Regions from separate parts of the Homo sapiens genome. Here region 2 is linked to region 1. Evidence: read pairs that join two places in POLR2A ChIA-PET (ENCODE). Cell type or tissue: MCF 10A. All regions are shown on one strand.

Region 1 (8,000 bases):
TGGATGGCCTCGTTGGGATTCCCTCCAGCCCTGGGGCCTCCCGGTCACCAGCTTGTAGTAGACGTCCTCAGTGAGAGACAAGTGGGTGGGGCCCAAATCATCTCCCTACCCCGTCTCAGGATCAGCGCCCAGGTAGCATGTGCCAGGTCTGGGGTTCTTCCTGCGTACTTTACTCCTATTGTTCTCCAAAGTGTGCACTGCAGGTAGGACAACCAAATCTCCCATCACCACTTAATGCGGCGAGGGTTGGCAAGGAATTCCACTGGGTACCTGTCTCTGGAGGCTGAGGCCGGAGGCTGTGTGGCTAGGCTGACTATGGCTCTGCCTGGTACCTACTCCTGGCCAGGGGCAAACCTTTCCTTTAGGTGTTTTGGCAGAGTCAGACAGGGTTGCTCCTCACATTCCACACAACAGCTCTCGCCTTCATAAAGCACTTAAAGGCTGGTTGGCTCTCTATGGGTTTCCAAAGAGGAGCAGACTTCCTGCAGTCCAGATGTCTGGCAGGGGCCTGGTCCTTGTGCTGGTTCCCTCTCCAGCTTTGTTGTGATGTAGGGAGAAGCCTCTCTGTCTGTTTGGGATAAACTTAATCCTCTAAACAGCAACTGATCCAAAATTTCCATATAGGCGGGGTCTGGGGGGCAGCCATCTGGTTGGAAGGAAGATTAGGGAACTTGTATTAGAACTACCTCTCTCTAATGTATGGTGAGCACCCTGGTTTCCCTTTGGGGTGGCTTTATAGAGGGGTCAGTTGATATTACAAGGAAGCTAAAGGATGCCGCCTGTGATACCTGAATTCCTTAAGAACAAGGCATCCTGCAGGGAGAATTTGCAGAAATGTGATGGGGGATGGGCAGAGCGAAGCCAGAGGAGACCTTGACAGTCGGCCACCAAATATTCACCCGACCTCTGCTAGATTTGTTCTTGACAATGCACTTTTTTGTAGGCAAATCAAGTTATCGCTCTGTTAGAAAGAATAACAATCACTGTCAAACTCCAATGAAGACCTATGTTTTTATTGTTGTGATTTCTGATAAGTCCCCTGGACCAGGCCCTGCAGTCCAGACCCTCGCCTCGCCAGCTGCTTGTGCTGTGGAACTGCCTCCATCTGTCTCCCTGTGAAACCGTGGTTAGCACATCATTAACCCATCTACGGAGATTTCAGAATTTATAATCCTCAATCGTTCACAGAATGAAAACAGATGCTTTGCCAGAAATTCACTATCAAAGAGAAGCATTTAATATTGGTAATTAGCAAATTAAAAAGAGGCCAAAGTGCCCAACTCAAACCAAAATTCTTCCCCACAGAGTAAATGCAGTATGATTTGAAGTAATGAACTGCAATCATCTCTATTTTGTAGCTTCCTACCCTTCTGTGTGGACCAAGAAAAGCTCCTGCTTACAATTTTGTACAAAGGAGATGAGATCTGTCAAGAATATTTTTAAAACATACCACTGAAGAGATGACCCAAATGGCTGGGGCATCTACTGCTGGAACAATTGCTGGCATTATGGGATGTTGCATGCACTAGCCACTAGACTCCATCAAAGAGTTGGGCTGCATAAGCTGGTGTGGGTTCAGATGCCAGGAAGAGTTGCTATGACAGCAAAAAATTTGATGTCCTTTGGAGGGTAAATTCTTGATTGAGGGACAAAATTAAGGGGATACAGGTTTGCATAGCACATTGAGAGATAGAAACTTCCCAAGTGATTCCTAAAAAACAGGTGCTTATGGAATTGCTAATGTTCTACAGTCACATGGAATTACATGGCTATGTGATGCTTTCCTTCCTCTGCAGGTAGTGCAGACTTTGGGATGGGAGATTCTGTTTTAAAATGGAACTCTTCTACAAAAGGAGACACTTCCTGCCCTGACAGCATCAGTTTTAACATCTGCATTTCAGAAGTAGAATCTCAGTTTTTCATAAGAGAACTAGTTTTTTGTTGTTGTTGTTGTTATGTTTTGTTTTGTTTTGTCCTGTTTTGAGACAGGGTCTTGTTTTGCCACCCAGGCTGGAGTGCAGTGGTGTGATCATGGTTCTGTAGCCTCCACCTCCTGGGCTCAAGTAATTTTCCCGCCACAGCCTCCAAAGTAGCTGAGACAACAGGTGCATACCATCATACCCAGGTAATTTGTATTTTTTGTAGAGATGGGGTTTTGCTATATTGCCTAGGTTATTCTCAAACTCGTGGACTCAAGAGATTCTCCCACCTCAGTATTATAGGTGTGAGCCACCGTGCCTAGCTGAAAACTAGTTTTAAACCACAAAAGATAATATATATTTATGGACTTTAAAGCAAGTATGTCCTACTAAGGTAAGAGAACAAGTCAGTGGGAAACAGGAGGTATCTCATGGACGTATGTATTTTTTAGCATTCTCTAAGCAGCTAACATAGAAGTTCCTGTTTCTCTGTAACTCGGTCCCTGAAAGTCTTCAGAGGGTTTTGTGGCCTGGAAACTGGCCATCTCAAGCCATTCCTTGCAATAGCAGTAGTCTTTCAACTTTTAGGACGATGACAACAAGATAGATCATACCACTTATGTGTCCCTTTTTAAAAGAAAATATTTGTAGTTCAAATATAAACCCTGTGATTTTTAATATTCATAGTGTGGATAACCAAGGCAGGAAGTCAATGCCATTTACAGAACAATTCTAATTTCAAATATTCCATCCCCTTGTCTCCATAAACCACTGAAATATCTCAGAAATCCCAGTATGTCCAATCCAGGTAGCCATTAAAAGAAGTTCATAAGCATTATAATGACTATATTCAAAAGTCACATCAGATCAACAATGATTCTACCATGATTATTATACACTATGTGCACACTAGCTCTTATTCTTTATTTATTATTGCTGAGTTTATTTAGTGTATTTGGGCTTTGTTTTTTGAGTTATAAAGCTCACGAACATCTCACTGATATAAATGCCTATTTGAGGCCAGGCGCAGTGGCTCATGCTTGTGATCTCAGCACTTTGGGAGGCTGAGGCGGACAGATCACTTGAGATCAGGAGTTCGAGACCAGCCTGGCCAACATGGTGAAACCCCATCTCTACTAAAAATACAAAAAATTACCCAGGTGTGGTGGTGCACACCTGTAGCCTCAGCTACTTGGGAGGCTGAGGCAAGAGAATTGCTCAAACCCAGGAGGTGGAGGTTGCGGTGAGCTGAGATCGTGCCACTGCACTCCAGCCTGGGAGACAGAGCAAGGCTCCTTTTTGAAAAATAAAAAAATAAATGCCTATTCGATTGTGACTATAAATTCAATGTAAGTTGGTGCTGACATCCTAAGGATGACAACATTTCCCAGCCCAGTTGTACATAGTTCAAATTTAAAAGGATTTGAAATATTATTCAATTATAAAATGTTATATTAATGTTGGAATGAATGCAAAGGACAGGAGAGAAAATGCTTTAGAGCAGCTTTCTAGAAGGAAAGCATTTGATAAAGTTGCTAATTGCATGAAAGCTGACATCAGTTTTCATACTGAATCTAAAAAGATTCAGTTAGCTGTCAGACCTGCAACTTCAAGTGCCGCAGAGAAGGTATTTCTTTTTAAAAATTTTAATTTTATTTATTTTAGAGAAGAGGTCTTGCTCTGTTGCCCAGGCTGGAGTACAGTGGCACAAGCATAACTCACTGCAGCCTTGAACTCCTGGGCTCAAGTGATCCTCCTGCCTCAGCCTCCTGAATAGCTGGGACAACAGGTGCATGCCATCACACCTGGTTAGTTTTTAAATGTTTATTTTTAGCAGAGATGGGCATCTCATTATGTTGCCCAGGCTGTTCTTGAACTCTTGGTCTCAAGTGATTTTCCTGCCTCCTTAGTTGCTGGGATTATGGGCATGAGCCACCGCACCTGTCTTGGGAAAGGTATTTCTTGAAGCTGGGCCATCCAAATGCCTGTTTCCCAGATAGTTGTGAGTAGGTTGGACTATTCTTCCACTTTCTGTGCATATCCATGCACATCGTCCTCTGCTTGATCTATTTGCTTTCACACACTTCTGTCAATTTCATCTTCTTAACTCCATCACCTCTCTCCTCAAAATTCTCCAACGACTTCCCATGGCCTAAGAAAATAGTCTACACTCTTCAGGCTAGAGAAGTTGACATCACCTATCCAACAACCTTTCTTCATTTCTGCCTTAGAACACTAAGTTTGTTCTAGGAAGCAATGTTCAGTTAAAAGATGACATTTTCCAGCCTCCCTTGCAGGCAGGGGTGACTTATGAGATGTAGACTATTAAAGCAAACTAAATAAGTCTTGAGAAGAATTCTGTACTTCTATATTTGAGTCCTTGTGGATGAACTTCAACCTAACTTACTAGGTAGACAAGGCTGAAACCCTAACTTAGGAGTATGCACCTGTAACAATCAATGAGTCTTGGCCAATCCCAGAGGCAGTACTTCAACCAGTCACACACTGCTGAGTGTTCAAACCGTGTTGAAATAAGGCAAACGCCAAGTTGTAACCAATCCAAGTAGTTCTGTACCTCACTTCCAATTTCTGTACATCACTTTACTTTTTTGGTCTATAAATGTGTTCTGACCACAAGGCATCCCTGGAGTCTCTCTGAATCTGCTCTGATTCTGGGGGCTGCCCGATTCATGAATCATTCATTGCTCAATTAAACTCCTTTAAATTTAATTCGGCTGAACTTTCTCTTTTAACAAGACAAGGTCACTGGGACTCCCATAATAAGCTATTTTAGCAGAGCTGACTCAGCTGGAGGGATATGACCTAGCACCTTTTCACTCTTCCCTTCTCTGAATTGGACCTAGAATGCAGACAAGATGTAACTGCCCCATGGGTTAGTCCTGCCCATGGCACAGACAAAACCAACTCACTGAGACTACAGCATTGCCATAAAGAAAGACAAAAGGCCAGCCATGCCATGTGGGAGATGGAGTTATTACTCAAACCAATCTCCCTGAAAGTTTGGCAGGCAAGAGAATGGAGGTGTGGAAAGTGGTCCTCTTCTGAGTGAGGCCACAGGATGTTTGGCAGGTTCAGGTGGAGCCATCATCCTCAGAAATGAAAAAAACTAAAAAGATATCCCAAAAGGCCAGTCTTAGGTTCTACAATAATGATGTTATCTGCAGGAATAATTGGGGAGTTGCAAATCTTGTGACCTCCAGAAAAATGGCTGATAATCATTTATGTCTACACCTTAGCAGAATCCAGTCTCCTCTTTCTCCTGATCTGATTCTTTCATTAGCTTCCCAAAGGCAGTTTAGTTTGGGGAAGGGCTATTATCATTAAACTATAAATTAAATGTCTCCCAAAGTTGGTTTGGCCCAGGCCCAGGAGTGATTAAGGGCAGTTTGGAGGTTAAAGGCAAGCTGAGGGTTGGTTAGGTCAGATCTTTCACTGTCATAATTTTTTCACTGTTATAATTTTTCAAAGGCAGTTTCAAAGATGGCTGGAGCTCCTGTGCCAACCTGTGACCCTGAGGATGGAGAAGCAGCAAGAGTCTGGGTCCCTAAAGCACTGGAGGGCTGACTTCCTGGCTTGTTTTCTGTAAGAGAATAACCCCCTAATATATTTAGGTTGCAGTATTTGGATCTCTATGAAAAGTGCTAACCCACTTGCTAATGGATATGATTGGCATTGAAGGATCTCCAGACTTGACTCCAATCTTCCCTTCTGGCATTTACATCACATATTATTTCTCAGTCCTAGCTCGAGCTACTCTCCAATCGGGACTCCTACCAAATTCCCATCCAGGTTTACCAACAGGCACATTCCAATGATCCATCTTCTACTTCCTCCCAAAGAAAGTGTACCATCCAGAACTATTGCTTCTTTCACCCAGCATTTTTGCATAGGTTTAAGGATGTAAGTTCTGATATCAGACTCTTTGGTTCTACTTCTGACTACCTATGAGATCTAGAGTCGGTGTTGAGTGTAACTGCCCAACAGGTTCTCCTTGCCAGCTGCCTAGGCAGCCAATTTATCAAGACAGGAGAACTGCAATAGAGAAAAAGTAATTCACACAGAGCCGGCTGTTTGGGAGACCAGAATTTTATTATTACTCAAATCAGTCTCCCTGAGCATTCAGGGATAAGAGTTTTTAAGGATAAGTTGGTGGGTGGTGGAGCCAGTGAGTCAGGAGTGCTGATTGGTTGGGTCAGAGATGCAATCATAGGGAATCAAAGCTGTCCTCCTGGGCTGAGTCAGTTCCTGGGTGCAGACCATAAGATCAGATGAGCCAGTTTATCGATCTGGATGGTGCCTGCTGATCCACCAAGTGCAGTGTCTGCAAAATAAGTGAGGGTACAGAAGTCCTTGGTAAGGTTTTCCTTTTAATGAAAAGCAGCCCCAAATTATTTTCCTTTCTAACAAAGAACAGCCTGTAAAATCAACAAAAAGAGCAGACACAGATGCCAGCACTTGTGCCAATCATGTTCAAGATGGTGGCTCCATCTTCCTTCTCTTTGTCAGCCACGTGTACAGTAAGGAGCAGACAAGATGGTGCCAGCCAAGGAGAAAGTTTATTAGCATAATAAGATTAGTGTGGGGCAGCCAGCCTTCTTCGCATACTGTGTAAATGTCATAACTGATGGAATCAATCTGTGAGCCTTATGTAAATTAGGCGCCTGACTATAAAATCCAGCACATCCACCGCCAGCCTGCCTTTTCCTCTAGGAAGTCCCCTCTTTCTTGCTAGAGAGAGAGTTATGTTCCTCTCTGTTTCTTTCTCTTTCTTTTGCCTATTAAACCTTCGCTCCTAAACTTTTTGTGTGTGTCAGTGTCCTAAATTTTCTTGGCGCCAGATGACAAACCGCGGGTATTTACCCCAGACAACGTAGCTGCTTCAAGGTTATCCTCAGGAGCAATTTGGGGAGGGTCAGAATCTTGTAGCCTTGAGCTGCATGACTCCTAACCCATAATTTCTAATATTTTGGCTAATTTTTTAGTCCTACAAAGGCAGTCTAGTCTCCAGGAAAGAAGGAGGTTTGTGTGGGGAAAGGGCTGTTATCATCTTTGTTTTAAACTATAAACTGTAAACAAAGTTTCTCCCAAAGTTATTTTGGCCTATGCCCGGGAATGAACAAGGGCAGCTTAGAGGTTAGAAGCAAGATATTGTTGATTAGGTCAGGTCTCTTTTACTGTCTCAGTTATAATTTTGTAATAGTGGTTTAATGAGGACAATGAACATCATAAACTCATTGCAAGGATACAGATTGTATTACCCCAATTTGGAGAGTAGACGATGCTTAGAACTGAGAAACCCAGACAAGGCACTTATAACCCCATTTCCACAAAACATTGGCACTCCATCCGAAAAAGTTTTAGGAGACACACCATTTATCTGCTTTGAGTTTCCTTTATACAAAGCAATGGTTTATTGAGATTTGGGAATAATGAGAGGAAAAAGGGAAGGTTTAATATTTTTAATGGCTTCAATTTTTTAAAACGTTTATCTCAAGAGAATACATGGTTATCAATGCACTGAAAATCGTCCATGAACTGGTAAGAAAACCTAAACTCATGTGTTTTCATAGACGCTAGCATACAATTTTTCTTTTTTTTTTTTTTTTTGAGACAGAGTCTGGCTCTGTCGCCAGGCTGGAGTGCAGTGGCGCAATCTCGGCTCACTGCAAGCTCCGCCTCCAGGTTCATGCCATTTTCCTACCTCAGCCTCTCCGAGTAGCTGGGACTACAGGCGCTCGCCACCACGCCCGACTAATTTTTTGTATTTTCAGTAGAGACGGGGTTTCACCGTGGTCTCGATCTCCTGACCTCGTGATCCGCCCGCCTCGGCCTCCCAAAGTGCTGGGATTACAAGCGTGAGCCACCACGCCCAGCCAGCATATAATTTTTCTGTTAAAATGAATAGTGCATTCGCTGTGACCAATACTGGGATAATAGCTCCTACCTTTTTGTGTGTTGCCAGCATCTAGCTACTTTATTGCATTTTCAAATGTCCAAACTCATTTTCTCAATTTTCCTTAACACAAGAGCAGATAAGCAAGGAGGCAGTAATATACTTTC
Region 2 (8,000 bases), 110 kb before region 1:
TTACAATTTTGTATTAAATATTTAATCCATGTGAAAAAAACCAGTTTTGTATATACATAATTTATGATGTATAATAAAACAAACACCTTAAATCACCCACCCAACAAAAGCATCCAGTCCAATCAGGCTTTGACACCACTCCCCGACACAGTGCTAAGGAGTTCCACACCGCTAATCCAATGGCCAATTTTCACTTCTCTCCAGGGCCAATAGCAGATACCCATGTAATCTGTGTCCAAGCACCACTAGCCTGGTCCATCAGAAGGAAGGGGAGCCTAGAATCCTGACATAAAACTTCTGGATGTATGGTGGGGCCTAAAGTGTATATTCCTATTCCAAGTGATATAGTTTGGATATTTGTCCCCTCCAAATCTCTTGTTGAAATCTGATCCCCAGTATTGGAGGTGGGGCCTGGTGGAAGACATATGGATCATGGGGGTGGATTCCTCATGAACATCCTGGTGCTGTCCTTACAGTAATGACTGAGTTCTCTATTAGTTCCCATGAAAACTGATTGTTACAAAGAGGCTGGCACCACCTCCTCTCTCTTATCATGTGACGCCCACTCCCCTTTGCCTTCTACCATGAATGGAAGCTTCCTAAGGCCCTCAAAAGAGGAAGATGCTGGTGCCATGCTTCTTGTATAGCCTGCAAAACCATGAGCCAAATAAACTTCTTTTCTTTATAAATTACCCATTATTCCTTTATAGGAACACAAAGGGACTACGACCATAGGAAATGAAACAAAGTCATCTTTTAGCTCCACTGACAGGTTTGTTTCTTACATACAATTACAGCCATGTTGTACATACCTGTTTAAATTATAAAAAAATTTTCCATAAATATATATTCAAAAATTTATCATAACTGACCATTTATTTCCACAAGCATTCTTCATAGTATTTTAAACTAAAAACTGAGAGCAGCCTGGAGCAGACACTGTTGCTTTCTCTCCAGCTCCTTCACCTCACCCACCAACCACAAACAGACCCTCCCTCTTCCTAATAGAGCCTCCATTTGCTCAGGGATCTCCTCCTCCACAAAGCAGTGCCCCTCTCGGAACCTGGCCTGTTCGCAGCCCCAGAGGGAGGACCTGATACTGCTGAGCCAATTATGGTGGCAACATGCTCCTTGCCAGTGACTCAAGCCTGTGACCCAATGCTGATCAATACAAAACAACAGAAAGTCTGATGAAGATAGCTGAGAAAAGCTTTACTGATTTTAAGGAAGAAGTGTGCCTTTTTTTCCTGCCTTTGGATATCATTCTATCTGGGTGCAATGGCTGTGGGCATTTTGCCACCCTGAGGACAAACCTGCCACACTAAGGATAGCAAAGCCAAGAGGTGGAAAGCATCTGGACTGTCAACATCACCGAACTCATGAATTAGCCAACTCTGGGGCCTCCCTGCCTTGGGACCTCTTTTTATAGGAGAAAGAAATTCTTATTACTTGCTTATATTTGAGTTTTTTGTTACTTACAACCAAAAATATCCTTGTAGGCAGACAGCTGAAATAAAATTTGCCAATTCCAACAGGAAACAAACACTAGTGTCAACTGAAATGATCACAGAAATTATAATATTAATCCTACTTCATTTCTGAAAGCATATTGTTTTCATTTCTTTATTCCTATAAAGTAAACCAGATGTAGAACATCAAATTCTTAGAAATCAGATAAATAGTAACACTCCATTATCCAGGAGTGATAGTCCTTGTGTAAAAGTAATTCTGTATAAAGATATAGTCCAAATACTTAGTGTTAAAGTTTTTAAAAGTAGAGCTATTTTTACTTAACATTTTTGACACACGTTTCTCAAATACAGGATTCTAAAACTTTGTTTTTAACAGATATCAAATACCAATATAATAAAACACACTATAGAAACTGATATCCAAATCAAATGTGAGTTATATTACATTTTAATATATTTATCTATCAGGAATCAAGTTTCATTAGACATTTTAAAGTCAATGCACACTTGGACCTCCTTTTCTTGATCTGAATTGGAGCTAGCCTACATTATAATCAAAATCGCTCCTGAGGGGAAAAGTTGGAGACAGAAATAAAATGACTACAGCCTAGGAGCTGTAGTCACCTCCACCCCTCTAACTAAGGAGGCAGGAAAGTGATGAGGAGAGTGTTTACAGCTGTCGAATAATGTCTCATGTCAAATAATTATGATTAACAGTAATAACAGCTCACAAAACAGCTTTGTATACATTGACTCAACCTCCAACAACCACAGGATGGTGGGTACCATTCTTACCCCCACTAGAAAGGGTAGGTCACTGCCAAGACTCGAACCCAGACAGTCAGGCTCCCATACTGTTCACCCAATTAAGTGTAATACTAATAGAAAGTTGGCCGGGCACGGTGGCTCACACCTGTAATCCTAGTACTTTGGGAGGCTGAGGCCTGCAGATCACTTGAGCCCAGAGTTCAAGACCAGCCTAGGTAACATGGTGAAACCCCATCTCTACAAAAAATACAAAGGTTAGCGGGACATGGTGGCGTGTGCCTGTAGTCCCAACTACTTGGGAGGCTGAGATGAGAGGATGGCTTGAGCCTGGGATGTGGAGGTTGCAGTGAGCCATGATTGAGCCACTGCACTCCAGCCTGGGCAACAGAGCTAGACGTTGTCTCAAAAAAAATGAAAAAATTTCAAAAAAGATACCGTAACTTTAAAAAAAAAAAAGTGAGGGAGGAGGTTAAGGGAAGCATGCCTGGAAATCTATTTTGTTTTATTTTGCTGTAAAACAAAAAGAACACAGGAGAGATATGGTACAAGTCACAGAACTTAATAGTTATTAAATACAAAAGTACACCCAGAAGTTGGTTTGTTTAAAAAGTACACCAGAGCCAGTTTGCAGGTGGAATGACCTTCCTCCTAGACAGTTCAAAATGGTGGCATTTCTGTGAAATTAACTCAGTAAAGACTGAAGTGGCTTTCCCCAAGGAACCCTCTTTACCTCCAGGAAATCATCATATTATCCCAGCTTGTGAGCAGCCTCCAATATTGTCATCTCTGCTGTGTCCCTAACACAAGAAAACGAAGGCCCTTCTGGTCACTGGGCAGTCACTCACAGGCACACAATCTGCTAACAGCATGTGAAGGCCTGAAACTCATGACCTGAAGGATGGGTGATAGGGAATTTTGTTATAGGAGTCCAGTGGAACACACTACAGCCATTGAAGTCTTATGTAATTCTTCACTTACTGATGTGGAAAAATATCCAAGGCTTTAAGTCAAAAACACAGTGTTAGACCATGCAGATGACTATTCATGTAAAACCGTGTTTGTGTGTGTAAGCGAGGCAGGTGCAGGGAAGAGAGAGAGAAAGGAATGCACCCAAGCAAGAGCCAGCCTGGAAAGCACGTTCACCGGGATTTCAGTAATGCTTGGCAGGGGACTGCAGAATTTGAGAACCCCTTGATACCTAAATTATTTTTCATATATTCATATTATCCAAATGTTTATAATGAGTATGTAAAATTGTAGAACCAGAAAAAGCTATAAAGCTGTTTTGGGGGGTACTTCCAGGGCGTTCGAGAAAGGGATTTTTTTCAAAGCCTGAATATTTACTGCAAAAAACTCATCAATCATGACACCAGGCCATACTTTTTTCCAAACCTGTCTTACTTTTCAACTTTGAAGAAATCTTAAGACCCAAACAATATATAAAAGAGTATCTTTACCAATTCTAAAATGTTGTAAAAAACAGCAAATGACTTAAATTTTCTCTATCCAACTTTTAAATTACTCCTTCTGTAACAGCACATACATGGTACATAATGCCTTAGAATGACCTAGTTATCTGGAGAAGCTTTGCTGTTTTTGTGTTTCTCTAGACATCATTCACTGAAAAGGATAAAAAATAATAGAACTGGGCAGAAAGACATTTCTCTGTCCAGCCATTCAGCAGCTAGCACTGAGTAGGCATGAGCAAATGTTTGACACTTTTGAATGCAAAGATGTGATGAAATTTCCAGTCACAATGAGACCCATTCCCAAGACCTGGGAGCCTTAGTCCATATGAGTCAACCTTTCCTTGTTGTGCTTAAACCTGACGCTGACTGACTGTCAACTGACAGAACAGAAGCTTCTTCATAGCACACTATAAAAGTGCTAAAGACCTGGTTTATGCTCAGAAATGATGTCTCTGGAAGAATACAAATGATTGTCCTCCTGTATGTAGCTAACCTAATACTGTCATATTTTGAAACACCACAGCCACCTTTCTGAGTAAGACATAAGGTTCAGTTAGCAACACTGGTTCATAGAATTACATCTTTGCAATTAACACTGAGCCAAAGATTAAGATTCCCTCAGGTCTTTCCATTGAGAAAAGACCAACATAAAGCACAACTGGGGTCCTAATTTGGGTGGATATCTGATGTGGAGCCAATCTGCAGTGTTTGCTGCCTTTGCAACCATTCATATTAAATTGTTGTTGTACTGACCCATCAACATTTTTCTGGTCTCATTCTTCTCCAGCCACTGACAGATCTCCATTTTTTTTTTGTCAGCATCAAGGGCACTTTTTAATATGCCTGCTCTCTGCCTGTCAGTAGATTTGGGGATAACAGCAAGCCCGTCTCCATATTGTTACAAGCTCAGGCCGCTGTGTGGGCCCATTACATGGCCCAATGTACTCCAGCTTTCCTGTCCCACTGGCCACAAAGTGTTTCCGTCCTGTCTTCTCATCACTACTCGCTGCTGCAGTAAGGAGGGACACAGGCTGCCTGTCCCCATCTTCCTTAACACCTTTGCTTGCTACAGATTCCACAGCCACTCATTCCTCTTCTCTGGCACTTCTTTCTCTCTCTTCCCTCTTCTCTTGTCTGCCTCCAGTCACTGGTCGGTTTTTGGGCCAAAGATCTGACCTTTTATAAAGTAAGCCAAAGAAAGCTTTGTTACAAAGCTTGTGGTCAGAAAACCTATCTCTGGCAAGCTAACCAAGCAAGTGTAGTCTCTATGAGGGAACCACATTGATTCCTTTACACCTAAAGGTCAGTTCAGATCACTCCTCTGCTCTTTGCTTCACTGGAGTGCCCCATCTTATCTTACTTAGAGTAACATCCCAAGTCCTTACTGGGATGCCAAAGTTCCACACCATCTTATCCCTATTTCCCCTCTCCCACCCCCGCTCCTTTCCCAGTTCCTTCTATCCTCCACCCCTCCACCCCTATTGACTTCCATGAGATTTCCAGTCTATTTATGACTCAGATCCTGGTACTTACTGTTCCTTCTGCTTAGAACACTATTCCCCAAAAATAATCACAAAGCTGCTCCCTTGCTTAACCCAGGTCTCAGTCCAAACCTCCCTTCAGAGAGGCCTTCCCTCACCCCAATATCTAAATAAGCATACACATACCCTTATCAAGCTTAATTTTTCTATCATCATTACCTGAAATTGTATCATATATTTATTATTTGGTTTTTTTGTTCTTGATTTTTAGAGATGGGGTCTCACTGTGTTGGCCAGGTTGGTCTTGAACTCCTGGCCTCAAGCAATCCACCTGCCTGGGCCTCACAAAGTACTAGGATTACAGGCATGAGCCACTGCACCCAGCCTGTTATTTATTGTCCATCCACCCTAATAGAATGAAAGTCCCATAAGTGCTAGGGCTTCATCTGCAAATAGCAGACACTCAGTCACTATATGTGGAATGACTTTAAAAACAGTGGAAACAGTCTAAGCTATGTAGACTTAAAGAGTGGTCAATCCCATTTGTTAAAAGGGCAACGCTTTACTTCCATCAAACTAGAAAAATAATCCTCTCACTTGAGCCTGGGAGAGCAAGGCTGCAGTGAGCTGTGATCACACCACTGCACTCCAGCCTGGGTGACAGAGTGAGACCTCCATCTCAAAAAAAATTTTTTAATTAAAAAAATAGAAAAATAATCCTCAAATATGACTCCCATAATCTTAAATAGAATTTACAGAATGTCATCTAAGGTTTGCTCAATGTTTTATGATTATTAGCACAAAAGTCAATGAATGTCATGTGGTACAAATGGGCGTGGGCAGAGCTATAAGCAGTTCTGTTGTGGGAGGTAATGTGCCAGAATGCCTTTCCTCTACTTTCTCGGAAAGACAGGAGCCAGAATGAGGTTCTATCTCTAGGAACAGGACAAGTGATCCAGGCTGACCAATCACAGTACCCCATCTCCCTCACCCAGCGATTGGTACAGGAATGGGTACAGGCCCTAGGGGAGTGGCCACACTCCTCTCAAGGGTTACTAGCTGCCAGGACATGTCAGGCTGGCAATGCTAGAGACCACCACACCTGTACCTGGCAGAGTTGGCCTGAGAATGAAGCAGAAGCACAGAAAACAAAAAACACGGAACCAAAGGTAGAGACAATTTTCCACCAAGTTGGGAGGTGGGAAAAGAGAGTGGATATGAGACTGGGTAAGTACCCTGACCACATACATCCCTGTGGACAGTCATCTCTAAAGCCAAACGCTCCCTTAGACTGTTTAGTTACGTATGTCATTAAATCCTCTTTGGCATGGGTTTCTGCCACTTGCAACCTAAAAGTCCTAAGAATTACAAATACAAATGTACTCAACATATACTACCCTCCTGGTGGAGCAGAATAATTAAGAAAAGAAAAAAAAAAGCCTAGTCTGGTTAAACATATACATACAGGTGGCTGTCAAGAGCTGGGGAGAGGAGGGAATAAGCAGTGAATGCTTAATGGTTAGTTTTCCAGGGGTGATGAAAATGTTTTGGAAGAAGATAGAGGTAGCAGTTGCAAAATGCTGTTAATGTATTAAGCACCACTGAATTGTTTACTTTTAAATGATTTTTTTTTTTTTTTGAGACAGAGTCTCACTCTGTCGTCCAGGCTGGAGTGCAGTGGCTCAATCTCGGCTCACTGCATCCTCCACCTCCTGGGTTCAAGGTTTTTGGTTTTTGGTTTCTTTGTTTTGTTTTGTTTGAGATGGAGTCTCGCTCTGTCACCAGACTGGAGTGTGGTGGCACGATCTTGGCTCACTGCAACCTCCATATCCCGGGTTCAAGTGATTCTCCTGCCTCAGCCTCCCAAGTAGCTGGGATTACAGGCACCCACCACCACGCCTGACTTATTTTTGTATTTTTAGTAGAGTATTTTGTATTTTTAGTTTTACCATGTTGGTCAGGCTGGCCTCAAACTCCTGACCTCAGGTGATCTGCCCACCTCAGCCTCCCAAAGTGCTGGGATTACAGGCGTGAGCTACCGTGCCTGGTCTAAAATGATTAATTTTATGTTATGTGAATTTCACATCAATAAAAAAAATTAACATTCAAACAATGCTGCAAAGCACTTCTTGATGGTAGAATAGGCTTTTGCGAAAGAGGAAACTGGGTCAAATGGGATATACATTTCAAAGATCATTGATCTGTATTAACAAATGACTTTTCAGAAAGATTGTTCCAAGTTACAGTCCTATCAAAAATGGAGACAGCTTACACAGTATACTATCATCAGAGAAAAAAGACAACAGCAAATTTGCTAATATAATGGATGAATATATTTTAATCTCTAAGTTTATATATTTAGATTACTAGTGAGGAATAAACACTGAAAACATTCTTATGGGTCTTGGCATTTGTCCATTTGCAATTTACATATACATATATTTTGAACATTTATTTATCACAATTTTTCTGGTTAATTACACGTTTTTTATGTATTATGTATGTAACTATTTCTCCTCTTATAAATTTCAAATATTTTTCCAGTTCATTATTTACTTTTTACTTCAAAGGTGATGTGTCTGTTTCTATATTTATTTATTTTAGGAGCAGGGAAAGAGAAATGGAACAATTCTTTCCAAAATAAATATTTGCAATATGACACACACAGACAAAGACACAGACACATGTTGAGAAAGACTAGAGGATATTTTACTTCCACTCCAGGAGTTCAGCATAAGCTATACCACGTCAAGCCTAACTGGCCAAATGCATCCTCATCTTATTAGATACTATAGAGTCCATGGAATCGA

What was found. ChIA-PET counts read pairs that join two places held together with the same protein. Peaks named below come from ENCODE experiments on the same cell type or tissue, not always from the same donor. Only the 100,000 strongest peaks of a DNase experiment are listed, where the experiment ranks them.
Region 2: POLR2A ChIA-PET joins it to region 1 with 6 read pairs; 2 of 35 experiments call an interaction of 5 or more read pairs at or near these places.

The regions. Positions count from the first base shown.
Region 1 is chr20:20,805,793-20,813,792 of GRCh38, forward strand. No RefSeq gene overlaps it. Among named protein-coding and RNA genes, the nearest start is that of RALGAPA2, 97 kb to the left of the region's middle. RefSeq lists an enhancer at 1-299. In MCF 10A, no CTCF peak of the experiment used is centred here; no DNase peak of the experiment used is centred here.
Region 2 is chr20:20,691,460-20,699,459 of GRCh38, forward strand. All of the region lies in intron 1 of RALGAPA2 (Ral GTPase activating protein catalytic subunit alpha 2), which reads right to left. Among named protein-coding and RNA genes, the nearest start is that of RALGAPA2, 17 kb to the right of the region's middle. In MCF 10A, no CTCF peak of the experiment used is centred here; DNase peaks (open chromatin) are centred at 4,012 and 7,872.